3 separate regions of the Homo sapiens genome follow, and all the other regions are linked to region 2. Evidence: read pairs that join two places in POLR2A ChIA-PET (ENCODE). Cell type or tissue: MCF 10A. All regions are shown on one strand.

The links. Peaks named below come from ENCODE experiments on the same cell type or tissue, not always from the same donor. Only the 100,000 strongest peaks of a DNase experiment are listed, where the experiment ranks them.
Region 1: POLR2A ChIA-PET joins it to region 2 with 25 read pairs; 15 of 35 experiments call an interaction of 5 or more read pairs at or near these places.
Region 3: POLR2A ChIA-PET joins it to region 2 with 31 read pairs; 16 of 35 experiments call an interaction of 5 or more read pairs at or near these places.

Annotation. Positions count from the first base shown.
Region 1 is chr15:50,871,965-50,876,964 of GRCh38, forward strand. No RefSeq gene overlaps it. Among named protein-coding and RNA genes, the nearest start is that of AP4E1, 34 kb to the right of the region's middle. In MCF 10A, no CTCF peak of the experiment used is centred here; no DNase peak of the experiment used is centred here.
Region 2 is chr15:50,684,622-50,689,621 of GRCh38, forward strand. TRPM7 (transient receptor potential cation channel subfamily M member 7) reads right to left here and starts at 2,176. Exons shown (of 39, transcript NM_017672.6): 1 at 1,910-2,176. The coding sequence starts at 1,912. LOC128092252 reads right to left here and starts at 2,096. Exons shown (of 4, transcript NM_001414947.1): 1 at 1,910-2,096. The coding sequence starts at 2,096. It also overlaps the pseudogene RN7SL354P. RefSeq lists enhancers at 1,264-2,128, 1,658-2,077, 2,388-2,567 and a silencer at 2,128-2,297. In MCF 10A, no CTCF peak of the experiment used is centred here; DNase peaks (open chromatin) are centred at 2,300 and 2,490.
Region 3 is chr15:50,879,237-50,884,236 of GRCh38, forward strand. No RefSeq gene overlaps it. Among named protein-coding and RNA genes, the nearest start is that of AP4E1, 27 kb to the right of the region's middle. RefSeq lists a silencer at 2,933-3,102. In MCF 10A, no CTCF peak of the experiment used is centred here; DNase peaks (open chromatin) are centred at 1,535, 2,065, 2,395 and 4,885.

The DNA.
Region 1 (5,000 bases), 190 kb after region 2:
TTATGGTTATCTCTATAGGGACTGCTGACTTAATTCTCCCAATATTTGTGGAAGAGCTTGCCCATAAGGAGTCTGGTACTTTAGATAAGAAAGGCTCTAATTCTTCCTGTCCAGAATCTTGATTGACTTTCCCAAGCACAATACTACATGTGGGTTTTTGTAAGTCTCCCAAGTTGAGAATAATTTCTCCCTTTTGTGAAAATGAGATATGAGCATTATGGGTCTCTAGGAAATCCCGTTCCAGCAGGTGTGTGTGTGACACTATCTACTATAAGAAAAATGTGATCCCTCACTAGTTCTCCTAGTTGAAATTGAAGGGGATTTGATTTAAAGGCTGTAATAGGAGAGTTTGAAACCCCTACCATGTGTACTTTTTCTTTACTCCAAGGGAGAGGGTTTTTAATCAAGGTAGGGTTGAAGACTGACAGTGTAGTGCTGATGTCGACAAGGGCTTTGATATTTTCCCCATTTATGGATATTTCTACTTCTCCTAAAGCATTAGTTAGAAGTAGGGGGAAAACCCTCTCTATTCCCTCAGAGCATCCTTATTCTGATTTTTGAGTTGTTCTGGTGCCTTCCTTTGGGGTCCTTTGCCCATGTTGAGCAAGCACCCATTTAAGTTTTTTACATTATTTTAAAAAATGTCCTTTCTTTTTGCAATAGTGGCAAATTGCTTCCTCTTGGGGTTGCTTAGATCTCTGGAGACCATGGGACCCTTGCAAACTCCCAACTTGGTTACTAAGTTGTTTTAGTTGTAAACTTATAATTTTAGAGACTATTTCCTTTTCTTTCTTAATGATTGCTTGTGACAACTGGTCAGCTAGGGTGACTAGGTGGCTAGTGGGAAAGGAAGCCCAAGTCACATTATTCTTCTTTATTAGGGTTGCTAACTCTTTATCTAAACCTTGAATAAACTCAGAATTGAGTAAGTTGTCACTTTTACCGTGCTCAAAGTTTTCAGGAGGTATTCCTGAAAACTCTTTGAATGTCTTTTCAAACCTGATATAAAAGTCAGGCATGATCTCGTTTGGGTGTATTTTACATTGTTGCACCTTTGCTCAATCTATCAATCTATAACCTTGGGGAATATCTGTGGTACAGTGTCACAGAGGTGATTGCAGAGCTCTCTGCATTTCTCTCTTCCAGTTGCATCTATTTTGTCAAAATCTTCTAAAGGCTGTTTCCAATCTGCTACTCTAAACCATTCTTCAGCTTTGTTTTTGGAGACCAGTAACTGAATCAGCTGATATAGGTCAGAGAACCCTGGGTCATAAATCTTAAGACTTAACTGGAATTCCTAAGCAAACCCAAAGGGATCTTCAATCGGATTGAGGAATCCAGATACCAGGGACTTAACTATGATTTGGTCCAGGGGGCATATATTATGTTAGAATCCCCTCTGCTTATGGGTTTTACTCTAAAAGGAGCAACTACTATATTATTTTCTGCAGCTATTTCTGGTCCCCCTGTGGTTTGAGGCAAGGGAGGAGGGAAAGGAGGAGGAAAAATGAAATTGTCTGGATAAGGAAGTTCAGAGAGTAGAGGGTCAGGAGGAGCAGAAGGGGAGTCAGTTTCTGGAGCCTTCCTGATTTCAGAAGTGACTTTTACTGGTTTTTTTAAATTCTGAAACAGTTTCAAAAATTTTTAAATTAACTTCCTGGAGGAAGGCAAGCTTATCTTTCCCTCTTTTTGATGATTCTAGATGCCAGCTAAAGTACGATTGCCATTCATTTTCTTTGATTTGGGAGCCTAATTTGTCTAATCTAGCATGCAGGAAAGCCAATTTAGGAATATCAAAGTTCCCTATTTTGGAAACCTTAAACCTAGGTCATCTTTAGTAAGATCTTTCCATTTACATAAATAATTGCAAGTAAAGGCACCACAATTATTAAACATAAACTCAGTTGGAGTGCCCACAGGGGGCCACTCTCCTTGCCTTTCCTCTTTTTTGGAGGATTTATTTCCTATCTTTTTTGTTTTTTTTTTTTTTTAGGGAACTGACCTGCGGACTAAGGTTTTTGTGTGGTGGATCGATATGTGCTGCCTGTCAGTAGCACTCCACAGTGTGTCACCACTGAGTTATTTCTACACTCTTACATGTCTCAATTTCTCTCTTCAGAGGTCTATCACCTCTGAGAGGGCTCAAGACGCTGGGTGATCAGCCCTTATGTGCATTTCCTGGATGAGCCTTTTTAAATTAATATTTGTTGGAGAGTTTCCTATAGGGCCGCTGCACATTACAGGGGATCAACCCCCCCCGCCCCCCGCCCTCCGCAGACACTCCCACGAGGCCCCCGGTCACCCAGAGGTGCCTTTCAGCTGGGAGGAGCAAAATGCCCTTTCACTTCAGAGCTGAGGAACTCAGTCTCTCACTTACTTATGAAAAACAACAGTTCAGTTCCTCACGCAAAGTGTGCACAGACAAGCCAATTGAGATTAATTTTGAGAGAAAAGGCAATGGAGAAAGATCCTTTTGAATGCACTTCTGAAACTAAAATTAAGATTTTAACCAACTTCCTAGGAGAAAAGACAGAGAGGAAAAAATCAGCTTAGAATAAATCAAGGACCATCAACCAAAACAGGAGGTTGGGGCTCAGGAGAACTTCCCAGTTCCACCGAAGGAGAAGCTCGAATTCGGTGAGGCTTCAATGGGCTCCTGCTGGTACCTTAGCTCCAGTTTTGGGCAACTCCTTCAGGGTCCTGAGTCTTCTCCGAGGCCCAATGTTGGGCACCAGATTATTGTCGGTGAAAAGAGTCAAACCCTGTAAAATATTTGAAGAGATTTATTCTGAGCCATATATAAGTTACCATGGCCTATAACACAGCCCTTAGGAGGTCCTGAGAACATATGACCCAGGTGGTCGGGGTACAGCTCGGTTTTATATATTTTAGGGAGGCATGAGACATCAATCAAATACATTTAAGAAATACATTGGTTTGGTTCCGAAAGGTGGGACACCTCAAAGCGGGGGTTTCCAGGCTATAAGTAAATTTAAACATTTTCTGGTTGACAATTGGTTGAGTTCACCTGAAGACCTGGGGTTAATGCAAAGGAATGTTCAAGTTAAGAAAAAGGATCATAGAGGCTGTGGCGTGGTGGCTTGCGCCTGTAATCCCAGCACTTTGGGAGGCTGAGGTGGGCGGATCACCTGAGGTCGGGAGTTTGCAACCAGCCTGACCAACATGGAGAAACCCCATCTCTACTAAAAATACAAAATTAGCCAGGTGTGGTGGCACATGCCTGTAATCCCAGCTACTCGGGAGGCTGAGGCAGGAGAATCGCTTGAACCCAGGAGGTGGAGGTTGCGGTCAGCTGAGATCGTGCCATTGCACTCCAGCCTGGGCAACAAGAGTGAAACTCTGTCTCAAAAAAAAAAAAAAAAAAGAAAAGAAAAAGGATCATAGAGACCAGGTTTTATTATGCAGAGTGCAGAGGAATCTCTCAGATAGCAGAGTTCAGAGAGAAAGCAGGTTGTAAAATGTTTCTTATCAGACCTAAAAGGGTGCCTGGCTCTTAGTTGATTATCTCCAGGATCTGGAAAGAAAAGGAAAACAAAAGGGAAATGTGGATTTTTCCCACAAGACACTTTGCAGGGCAATTTCAAGGTATGGCAAGGAAATATATTTTGGGGTTAAATATTTTTTCCTTGTCTCATAGTGTTATGCCAGAGTTAGAATGAAAAGTGTGTCACGATATATAGGGTCAAATAAAACCCATTTGATGAGAATTTATGGTTTGTAGTGCATGACTTCCTAGACTCCTTAGGTAGGAATTTGGGCAAAATAAAAAAATCAGAGCTCAGTCTTCAGTTTGATCAATAGTTCTTTTTATAATAAAATTGTAAAGATTATTTCTAAATGCTAGTTTTTATTTTTATAAAGAAACGTATGCTACTATGTACTTTGAAAAAAACACCTGGACTGGGTGCGGTGGCTCAATCCTGTAATCCCAGCACTTTGGAAGGCCGAGGCAGGTGGATCACAAGGTCAAGAGATCAAGACCATCCTGGTCAACATGGTAAAACCCTGTCTCTACTAAAAATACAAAAATTAGCTGGGCGTGGTGGTGTGTGCCTGTAGTCCCAGCTACTCGGGAGGCTGAGGCAGGAGAATCACTTGAACCTGGGTGGCAGAGGTTGCAGTGAGCCAAGATCGCATCACTGCACTCCAGCCTGGGCGACACCGTCTCAAAAAAATAAAAAATAAAAATAAAAAAGAAAAAAACATCTGGAGTCATATACACATAATGTTACAGCAATTATCAAGGAAAGAATACCTATTTGTATGGATTTTTATCTGATCTGATACAGAAGTTTCCAAATGTTCTTGAAACTTGTGAGGGTGTTTTCTTTCATAAAACCGTAAACTTGGTCTCCTTTAAAAATTCCACCTGGAGAGCTACTGATTAACTTGTAAACTTACTGTCCCTTGATACATTTTAAGTGTGTTTCAGTAATGGGATCATAAAAAATTTGCCCTTAGGCCGGGCGCGGTGGTTCACGCCTGTAATCCTAGCACTTTGGGAGGCTGAGGCGGGTGGATCACCTCACGTCAGGAGTTCGAGGCCAACCTGACTAACATGGTGAAAGCACTTCTCTACTAAAAATACAAAAATTAGCCCGGCATGGTGGTACACGCCTGTAATCCCAGCTACTCGGGAGGCTGAGACATGAGAATAGCTCGAAGCTGGGAAGCAGAGGTTGATCGCGCCATTGCACTCCAACCTGGGCGACAGAGCAAGACTTCGTCTCAAAACAAAACAAAACAAAACAAAACAAAACAAAAAAAAAAAGAAGGAAATTTGCCCTTGTGCCCCTTCTTATGAATTCTGATGGATGAGGGAGAACGAAGAGAGGAAAGAGTAAGATAAAAAAAAAAGCCACAAGATGGAGGATAAAAATATTACGGTTATTCTTTTAACTTATCCAGGAACAGAATGAGTAGCATTTTCAGTGTAATGCCCTCACGGTGTATTTCAGAATACTCAGCACCTCCTAACC
Region 2 (5,000 bases):
AGAGCGAGACTCGGTCTCAAACAAAAAGAAAAAAGAAAAAAAAATACAGAGGAGAAAGAAACATGTTACATGACACTACAGGGATGCATTCAACAAAATCCAAACTGATGGAAATTCTACAAGGCAAATGATGGGTTTCTTTCAACAAATAAATGGTAAAAGACACCCCCACACCCCAAGAGAGAAGGTACTAGAGACTGAAAGAGTTACCGACCAAATGCTATGTGCAGAATTCTTTGTAACCTGATTCTAACAAATCAACTGACTAAAACATGAGACAATCAGGGAAATATGCTGAATATTTAATGATACTAAGCAATTATTAATTTTTAGGCATGATAATAATATTGTGGTTATGTTAAAAAGTCCTTGTCTTTTTAGACATAAACACAATAAAGTATCCATAAATGACATTTGTCTGGGATTTGCTTTAAAATTATCCCATTGAGGAATGATAGAAGAAATAAAATTCACATGGTTGAAGCTGTTGAAACTGGCCAATGGGTATATGGTAGTTCATTCTACAATGTATCTTTGCAAGTTTGAAATCTCCCATGTTGGCCTGGCGCGGTGGCTCACGCCTGTAATCCCAGGACTTTGGGGGGCTGAGGCGGGCGGATCACCTGAGGTCAGGAATTAAGAGACGAGCCTGCCAAACATGGTGAAACCCCGTCTCTACTAAAAATGCAAAAATTAGCCGGGCATGGTGGCTACAGTCCCAGCTACTCGGGAGCCTGAGGCAGGAGAATCGCCTGAATCCCGGAGGCGGATGTTGCAGTGAGCGGAGATCGCGCCACTTCACTCCAGCCTGGGCGACAGAGTGAGACCCTGTCTCAAAACAAACAAACAAAAAAGAATAAGGTGGAAAATAGTGAAAGACACATTATTTATTCAAAGTATTACTACATTTGTGTTATAAGTAAAACTCTTATTTTAGTTTTGTATGGCACTTGAATTAGCGTCCAGTGAAAAGCAAACTTGCCAGACTCCAGCAGAGGGAGAGTTGTTTGCATAAAGCCTATCAAATTCAAGTACTGACCAAAAATACCTACTTTGCTCTTCATGTCCCTGATGTAAATGACTTTCTTAAGAAATCTTCAAAATTGGTTCCTGATATCCAAAAATAAAAAGCTCTATCGGAAGCTGCAATGCACCGCCTCCCTCTCTCCATTCCGCACCTTTCGGTTTAAAACACGATCAACTGTTCTCTGGGGCAAGGGATGCGGTAGTTCGACTTAAATCCTGACTGACAGTACATTGTCTTGGTCCCCACAGAAGCCTCCCCCCACCCACCAAAATCCTTAATTCTTGCTAAAGAAAAAAGATCTACCATCAATATTGTCAAATCCCTCCCTTTTGGTTCCAAAAAGGAAATGTACCTGTAGAGTATCCGCTGCACAGCAAACAAGGCACTGCTCCAAACCCGTGTCCTCTACCCCCTTTTTGCACCCTTCTAGCCCTCCCTCCCTTTTTTCCATGTAAAACTTGAGCAGAGCATTTGGTTCCCTTATCTGCCAGCAACTGGCGCCAGGAGGACCGTGCTCCCAGGAGATGCGGAGCTTGTAGGCTGAGCCCTGCGTCGGGCGCGCTGAGGCCGCTCAGCTGAGCCCAGCCAGGTAGTCCCGGGCTCGCGCCTCTGCCGCCTGGAGAGGCCCTCGCTGGGAGCCGAGTCTCGGCTCAGGGGATTCCCGCGAAGAGGTGTCGCCTCTAACTTGCTACCTGCTCCCGCCCCTCACCCCAGAACGAACTGCACACCCGTCCCGAGAGGACAAATCCGGAAGCCTCAAGGCAATTCGAGGGTCCTTCGCCGCATGGAACGCGGCTCCCCACACACTTGCCTGCCAAGTCTCTCCTTTACCGCCCGCAACCCCAGAACCATTCCCCGCCCGGGCCTGCGTGGGTCCAGTACCATTCTCCTCACGGGGCGGACTCCGGAAGGGCAGCAACTCCACCTCCTCCTCCTCCGCGGCCTGTAGCCATCTATCGGGAAGCGTCTCCGGAGGCGGCAGCAGAGGCCGCCGGACAAGGAACGCCCAGGGAAACCTTCTCAGAACTAACTCAGCTCCGGCGCTAGCAGCAGAAGCCGAGTCTTTCATAATTGTGCGACCAACTCCTCCGGGTGACTGGCCACAGGGACGCGCCCGCGCCCGCCTCCGCCGGCGACGGGGCTGGGGACGGACCACGTGAGCGGCGCGGCGCGGCGCGTGCGTCGCCGCCCGCGGGTCGGGTCACGTGAAGGGCGCGCGCTCCCTCGATTCCAGGCCGCCTCCCTGCGCGCCGCGCGCACGCGCTGGGCAGGTTCGCGCCGCCACGCCGACCGCCTCTGGGTTCCCAGAAAGTGGTGGGGTGTTCACGCCGTATCTCCGTTGGGTACCTAGGCGGGACTTAGACAAACTTCAGCCTCAGCTACGAGAGTGGAACTTGGGGAATCGGAGGTTGAGGGTTAAGGTTCAAGGCTTGCGGATCCAGTCTGGAGTTGCTGTGTGGGCTCATTCCGCTAACTAGGCCTGGCCTGTGCCGACTCGCTCCAGCAAACTCGAGTGTCGCAACACACTCTGTGTGCTTCAGAGCGAGTAGAGGCTTTAAATGTTACTCTCTCCTCGTCCAAAATGCAGAATCATCTTTTTACCCCAATCATGTTCTTTCTCTAGCCTCTCCTGTTGCTGCCGGTAAATATTCTTCTTTGTTTAACTATGGGACTGTCTTTTTCCCTCCAGAGATACTCACCCACATACACGCATACACCACACCTTCTGCACCAAAAACTGGGTTGTTCCCTTGATGTAATATGTACCTATCCACCTTTCCATTTATTTTGCTGTCACACATGCCAAGGTTTGGCTATTAGCAATGGTTTACTAAATGTTATTCCTTATCTACTGGGAAGACCACAATCAGTTTAATTTTCTTAAAACTGCTTTAACATCTTTCTGCTCCTGAAGTCTTCGAGAGTTCCTCAATCTGACCCTCAGGGATCTGACTGTCTTATCTCTTTTTTAAAAACGACTTTATTTTAAAATAATTGACATGACAAACTGCACGTATTTAAATGTCCAATTTGATAAGTTTTGACATACCTGTGCACCCATGAAATCACCATAATCAAATGAACGTATTCACCTCTAAGTTTCCTCCCCCCCCTTCATAATCCCTTCATCTCGTCCCTCTCCATCACGTCCCTTATCAACTACAGATCTACTTTCAGTACAGATAAGTTTGCACATGCTAAAGTTTTATATACGGGAATCATACAGCACGCACCTTTTTTTTCCGTCTAACTTCTTTCATTCAGCATAATTATTGCCTCTCAAACATTATGACCCACAATTCACTGAAGTAGGATCTTCTCTCAGAAAAAAAACTAATCCACCCACTGGTTCCCCCAGCTTGTGAACAATCTTCAGGTATTGTGTATTTCTTCCCCATCTGGCAGGTCCAGCAGAACCAAGACTTAAAAATGTTTTAATATATGTGTCACACTAAATTGTCAGCCTTGGGGAAGGCATCTTGACTAATTTATGCATGCAGTCAATAAATGTTTATCTTCTGGATTTCAGTTGGGCCTACACATTTCCTGCCTGTAGGGAGTTTATAATCTAGAAGGTAGAGGCAGACAAACTGGAAAATCAAAATAAAATGAGATTAGAGTGCTTTGTTTCGTTAGAACTTTGTAACTCTGGTCTTTTTGTACTCACGAATGCTTCGCTCCTTAGTTGGATGGTGTAGAAATGAAACAAGATGAGCTCCTTGGCACTTGCCAGAACTCTTTGGTAAATTGGAAAATTTAGAGTTAGAAATGGGGAACAGGATTGGGTGGGCGCGGTGGCTCATGCTTGTAATCCCAGCACTTTGGGAGGCCGAGGCGGGTGGATCACCTGAGGTCAGGAGTTCTAGACCAGCCTGGCCAACACGGTGAAACCCCGTCTCTACTAAAAATACAAAAATTAGCTGGGCATGGTGGCAGGCGCCTGTAATCACAGCTACTCGGGGGGCCGAGGCAGAAGAATCGCTTGAACCCAGGAGGCAGAGGTTGCAGTGAGCCGAGATCGCGCCATCTCACTCCAGCCTGGGGGACAAGAGCAGGACTTCGTCTCAAAAAAAAAAAAAAAAAAAGAAAAAGAAAAGAAATGGGGAACAGGATTTATCCTTAATTGAACTAATCAAAATAAATTCCTTAATTTTCAAGTGATCAACCAGCCTTGAAATTCACAGATGCTGACTTTCAATCAGCAATCAATTCTGGAGAATGAATTTATTCATTCAAAAAATATGTATTGAGTCAGGCACAGTGGCCCATGTCTGTATTCCCAGCTACTCCAGAGGTTGAGGCAGAAGGCTCATGTGAGCCCAGTTCTGGGCTGTAGTGTGCTATGCGGATTGGGTGGCTGTGCTAAGTTCAGCATCAACGTAGTGACTTCCTGGGAGCAAGGGACCACCAGATTGCCTAAGGAGGGGTGAATCAACCCAGGACAGAAATTGAGCAGGTCAGAATTCCTGCTGATCAGTAGTTGGATAGTGCCTGTGTATAGCCACCGCACTCAAGCCTGGACTACGTAGCAAGACCACGTCTCTTAAAAAAATATCACGCCAGTAATCCCAGCACTTTGGGAGGCCGAGGCGGGCAGATCACAAGGTCAGGAGATCGAGACCATCCTGGCTAATACTGTGAAACCCCGTCTCTACTAAAAATACAAAAAATTAGCCGGGCGCAGTGGCGGGCGCCTGTAGTCCCAGCTACTCGGGAGGCTGAGGCAGCAGAATGGCGTGAACCCGGGAGGCGGAGCTTGCAGTGAGCTGAGATAGCGCCACTGCAGTCCGGCCTGGGCGAAAGAGCAAGACTCCGTCTCAAAAATAAATAAATAAATAATAAATCTTGAAATATATATATTTATATTCAGTGTCTAAGAATATGTCAGGAGCAGTTATAGTCAGTGTTCGGTGATGACAAGATTGATAAATTCAGTGCTTCAGAACATGTTTGTTAAATGTTCTTACACCTT
Region 3 (5,000 bases), 190 kb after region 2:
ATAGCACATACTTTGCCTAGGCCCTGGCCCATAGGAAGTGCTGAAGAAGTAGTAGAAGTTATTTTCAGAAGAAAATGACATAGAAGATGGATTACACCTCAGTGAGGTGTTATGTATTAAAGCATTGGTTCCTTTCAACCCCAAGAATCTATGTAACTTGCCCAAGGTCACACAGCTAATAAAGCCTTCGGTTCCTGATTGGTCCACTCCACTGGGCTGCCTTAGGTGAGAGGATTTCTAGCATCAAGCCGTTGCCCATCAGGGCTAATCAGATAATCATGTCTGTAACAGACCATGAGGGTTAGGATCTTATTCCTTTAAATTCTGACTGTACTCTACAATAGTTCAAAGGGGGAAATCTGGGATGCTGGTTCAAGTGGTAGCCGTGAACAGACAGGTTACGGCTTCAAAGCACCAGGTATTGGGGGTGTGTGTGTGTGTGTGTGTGTGTGTGTGTGTGTGTGGTGTGGTGAGAGAAATTGTTTTAAAAAAAATTTTTTTTTAATGGATTAAGGAAAAAATGTGAAGATAAGTTTAGCCAACTTCACCATTTTTCAGGGTCCAGCTCTTACTGACTGAATAAATAAATCATGAGGCAGAAACAAGAGATACTGCTTTGAAAACCAGTTTCTTCGGCCGGTCATGGTGGCTCATGCCTATAATCCCAGCACTTTGGGAGGCTGAGGCGGGTGGATTGCCTGAGGTCAGGAGTTCGAAACCAGCCTGGCCAGCATGGTGAAACCCTGTCTCTACTAAAAATACAAAAATTAGCCAGGCATGGTGGCAGGTGCCTGTAATCCCAGCTAATCGGGAAGCTGAGGCAGGAGAATCACTTGAACCTGGGAGGCGGAATTGCAGTGAGCTGAGATTGTGCCATTGCACTCCAGCCTGGGCAACAGAGCGAGACTTCATCTCAAAAAAAAAAAAAAAAAAAAAAAAAGAACAGTTTATTCATTTGTAGGCAAAAGCAATGGACTCAATCCACAAAGGTGAGAAAAACCTGAGTTAACACTTTGGCCTAAATTTTCCCAAAGCCTCTTTCTTAGCCTGACTCCAGGCTGCTTAACCCTTATATTTCCAAAGGAAATGACTTGCTGGGGCGGGGCGTCTCAATTTCTACTCTAGGCTTTCTTCCCAACCTCTGTTAAATATTTCTGCCTTGGATTTATTTATGCCCTGGACACAAGAGGAGTCTCTATGACAAGAGACTTGAGGAAACAAACACCTAAAACAGTGTCTCTTTGTCTTGGGCATTATACACTTAAGTCACACTGACCCTTTAAACTTCTACAGCTGCTCAAATGTTATGTCTTGGCCCATATAACTTTTATACTGGATGAAAAATAAATGATATGAATTTAGCTCACTATAGCTTTGGTCTTCGCCAAAGGAAAGAAATACCAGCAGCTTCTTTTTGCAAGTAGCAATTTATTTTAGTGCTTTCCTCTTCAGACTAAAGCCCTTGGTAGAAACCAAAATTACAGCCAAAGCCCACACAGAAACCTCAGATTTTAGTCATATGTCTTGCAAGGATGTTACATCATTTCTTAGTTTACCAAATGGAGACATTTCCTGAAACACAGAGACTCACTGTGAGCTTTGGCCTAAAAGATTTTGGGACTGTGTAGCCCACAATGATCTTAAACTAAATCTTATTTAGGTATCTCATTGACAGACATTTTTTCTTTCACCTTGATCAGTGTGCCTGTCCTTTACGCAGGTGTAATACAAAGCAGTTACTTGTCTTATTTCTGAGATCTCAACATCAGAGTCCTACAGGAAATGATGGCGTATTTAAAATGAATAATTTTTAGAATTCAAAGAAAGAGCCTAAAAAAATAAAGAAAAAAGAAAAAGAAAATGAGTAATTTGAGGAGAGTATAATAAAAAGGACTATTTACAAAGGTAAAAGAGTTCTGGGGAAGCAGCAAGGAATTGGGCAGTATTCTAGGGTTAGTTACTGCGAGCAAATGAGAGGGAGTAATCCCTTCCAACAGCAAGCAGTTTTCAAGCTTTAGTATGCATCAGAATTACCTGGAGGACTTATTACAACACAGATTACTCAGCCTCACCCTGGAGTTTCTGCTTCAGTAGGTCTGGGGTAGGACTAAAATATTTGCATTTTGCATAAATTCCCTGATGATGGCAATGCTACTGGTCTGGAGAGAAAACTGTGTGGAGAAGGCAATTTGGGGCCAGAGGTGTAGCTCACGCCTGTAGTTCCAGCACTGTGGGAGGCTGAGGCAGGAGGATTGTTTGAGTTTAGGAGTTCAAGACCATCCTGGGCAACATAGCAAGACCTTGTCTCTACTTAAGGAAGTTGGGCATGGTGGTACATGCCTGTAGTCCCAGCTACTCGGGAGGCTGAGAGTGGGAGGATTGCTTGAACTCACAAGGTCAAGGCTGCAGTGAGCTACGATTGTGCCACTGCACTACAGCCTGGGTGATTGCCAAAAAAAAAAAAAAAAAAAGGCAGTTTGGCAATTTGACACAAGCTGTGCCCTCCACAGAGAGATGCAGCCAACATGGGAGATCCAGCAGGGACGTACCAAGAGAATCTAATCATCAAAATCTACCCCTATCCAATTCCTTCTGTTGCTCCTTTTTAAACTCAACCAGCAGCCGAAAGGCAAGGGAACCCAGTGATGCAATTCAGACAATTCAGCCTTTAGGATATGGATCAGAGTAGAAAGTAGAGTTGGGTGAGCAAATGGGAAATATCCAGCACTTCTATCACAAAATATCAAGTACCTTCTCCTCACTACTTTTTTCATGCTATTTTATATTTTTATTTTGCTTTCCAGTATATACATGAACATTCATATACATGATATAAATGTAATTTCACAGTAACCCTATAGGGTAGGCAGGAAGATATTTATGCTTACTTAGAAATAAGAAAACTGAGGCTCAAAATGGTAAAGGCTACACATCTGAAAACAGCTTGGATTTTATCACAGGTTTTCTGGGTCCCAATGTGGGGGGCTCTTGCCACCACTTCACACTGCAGACATGAGGGAATCTGGTAGTGATGCTGGTTCCCCCACTCGAGGCTTCTAGGAATCTCTTTCTCCTTCACTGCCCCACCTGCATTCCCCTTGAGCTGCATTCTCTTCTGGAAAAGGTGACTCTCTTCTTTGACTGAGGAGCTCAACCCTTGCTCAAGGGCATACAATGAATTTAGTCTTCTACTAGAGTCATTTATTTGCATTTTTCACTGATTTTCAACCTTTTCAGTGGCAGGGCTACTTAGTCTTGATTTGGGGGCCTTGGAGAGACAAATAAATAACAGCTGTTACCCATCTGAATTCCTTTTGAGAAACAGACACAAAAATCAGACAGACGGAAATAAAAGCATCAGCTTTAATGAGGGTGAGGACAGAGTAGACAAGCTGCCGGTCAGGTCTCACAATCAGACTTCCTAATACAGTCATGCACTGCATAAGGACTCTTTTTTTTTTTTTTTTTTTTTTTTTGAGACGGAGTTTCACTCTTGTTGCCCAGGCTGGAGTGCAATGGCACGATCTCGGCTCACCGCAACCTCCACCTCCCAGGTTCAAGCGATTCTCCTGCCTCAGCATCCCTAGTAGCTGGGATTATAGGCATGTGCCACCACGCCCGGATAATTTTGTATTTTTAGTACAGATGGGGTTTCTCCATGTTGGTCAGGCTGGTCTCAAACTCTTGACCTCAGGTGATCTGCCAGCCTTGGCCTCCCAAAGTGCTGGGATTACAGGCATGAGCCACTGCCCCCGGCCAAGGACTCTTTAATTAATGATGAACACATATATGACAGTGGTCCCTTAAGATTATAATACTGTATTTTTACTGTACCTTTCCTATGTTTAGATATGTTTATATACACAGACACTATTGTGTTACAATTCCCTAGAGTATTCAGTACAGTAACATGTTGTATAGGTTTGTAGCCTAAGAGCAATAAGATATATCACATAGCCCAGGTGTGTAGTAAGCATCTAGATTTATTTTATTTTTATTTTATTTTATTTTATTTTTTTTGAGATAGAGTCTCACTCTGTCGACCAGGCTGGAGTGCAGTGGCACAATCTCGGCTCACTGCAACCTCAGCCTCCCGGGTTCACGCCATTCTCCTGCCTCAGCCTCCCGAGTAGCTGGGACTAAAGGCGCCCACCACCACATCCGGCTGATTTTTGTATTTTTAGTAGAGACGGGGTTTCACCGTGCTAGCCAGGATGGTCTCGATCTCCTGACCTCGTGATCTGCCCGCCTCGGCCTCCCAAAGTGTTGGGATTACAGGCGTGAGCCACTGCGCCTGGCCAGCAGCTAGATTTATTTAAGTGTGCTCTATGATGTTTGCACAACAAAGAATCACCCGGTTCCAGGTACCGGTCCCTGGCCTGTTAGGAACCAGGTCACACAGCAGGAGGTGATGGCAATGGCGGTGAGCAGGAGGCGGGCATTACTGCCTGGGCTCCACCTCCTGTCAGATCAGTAGCAGCATTAGATTGTTATAACAGTGCAAACCCTATTGTGAACTGCACATGTGAAGGATCTAGGTTGCATGCTCTTTATGAGAATCTAATACCTGATGATCTGTGGTGGAAGTTTCATCCCAAAACCATACCTCACCCTTCCAGTCTGTGGAAAAATTGTCTTCCACAAAACTGGTCCTCCCCTGGTGCCAAAGGGGTTGGGAATCACTGACCTAATTACATATTTCTCATAACGTATCCCTGTCTTTAAGTGATACATGACTGTACTTGACTCCTGAACTTTTTGGGGAGGCAGGAGTGTATGTGTGTGGGGAGGTGCACATGCTTCAGCGGTGGGGTTGGTGGGAGGATGCACCTGTCTAGTGGGCAGGCTAGTCCAAGAAGGTTGCAAAAAGGGCTGAGCATGCTCAGTTCCTTCCTCAGTGGTTCAGTCAGATGAGTCACTCCTTCCTTGGGGAGAACTGAGAGGGGAAATAGCAGGAAGCTAAATGCTGTCTTCACAATTCTTCTGAAGTGGAAGTTTCT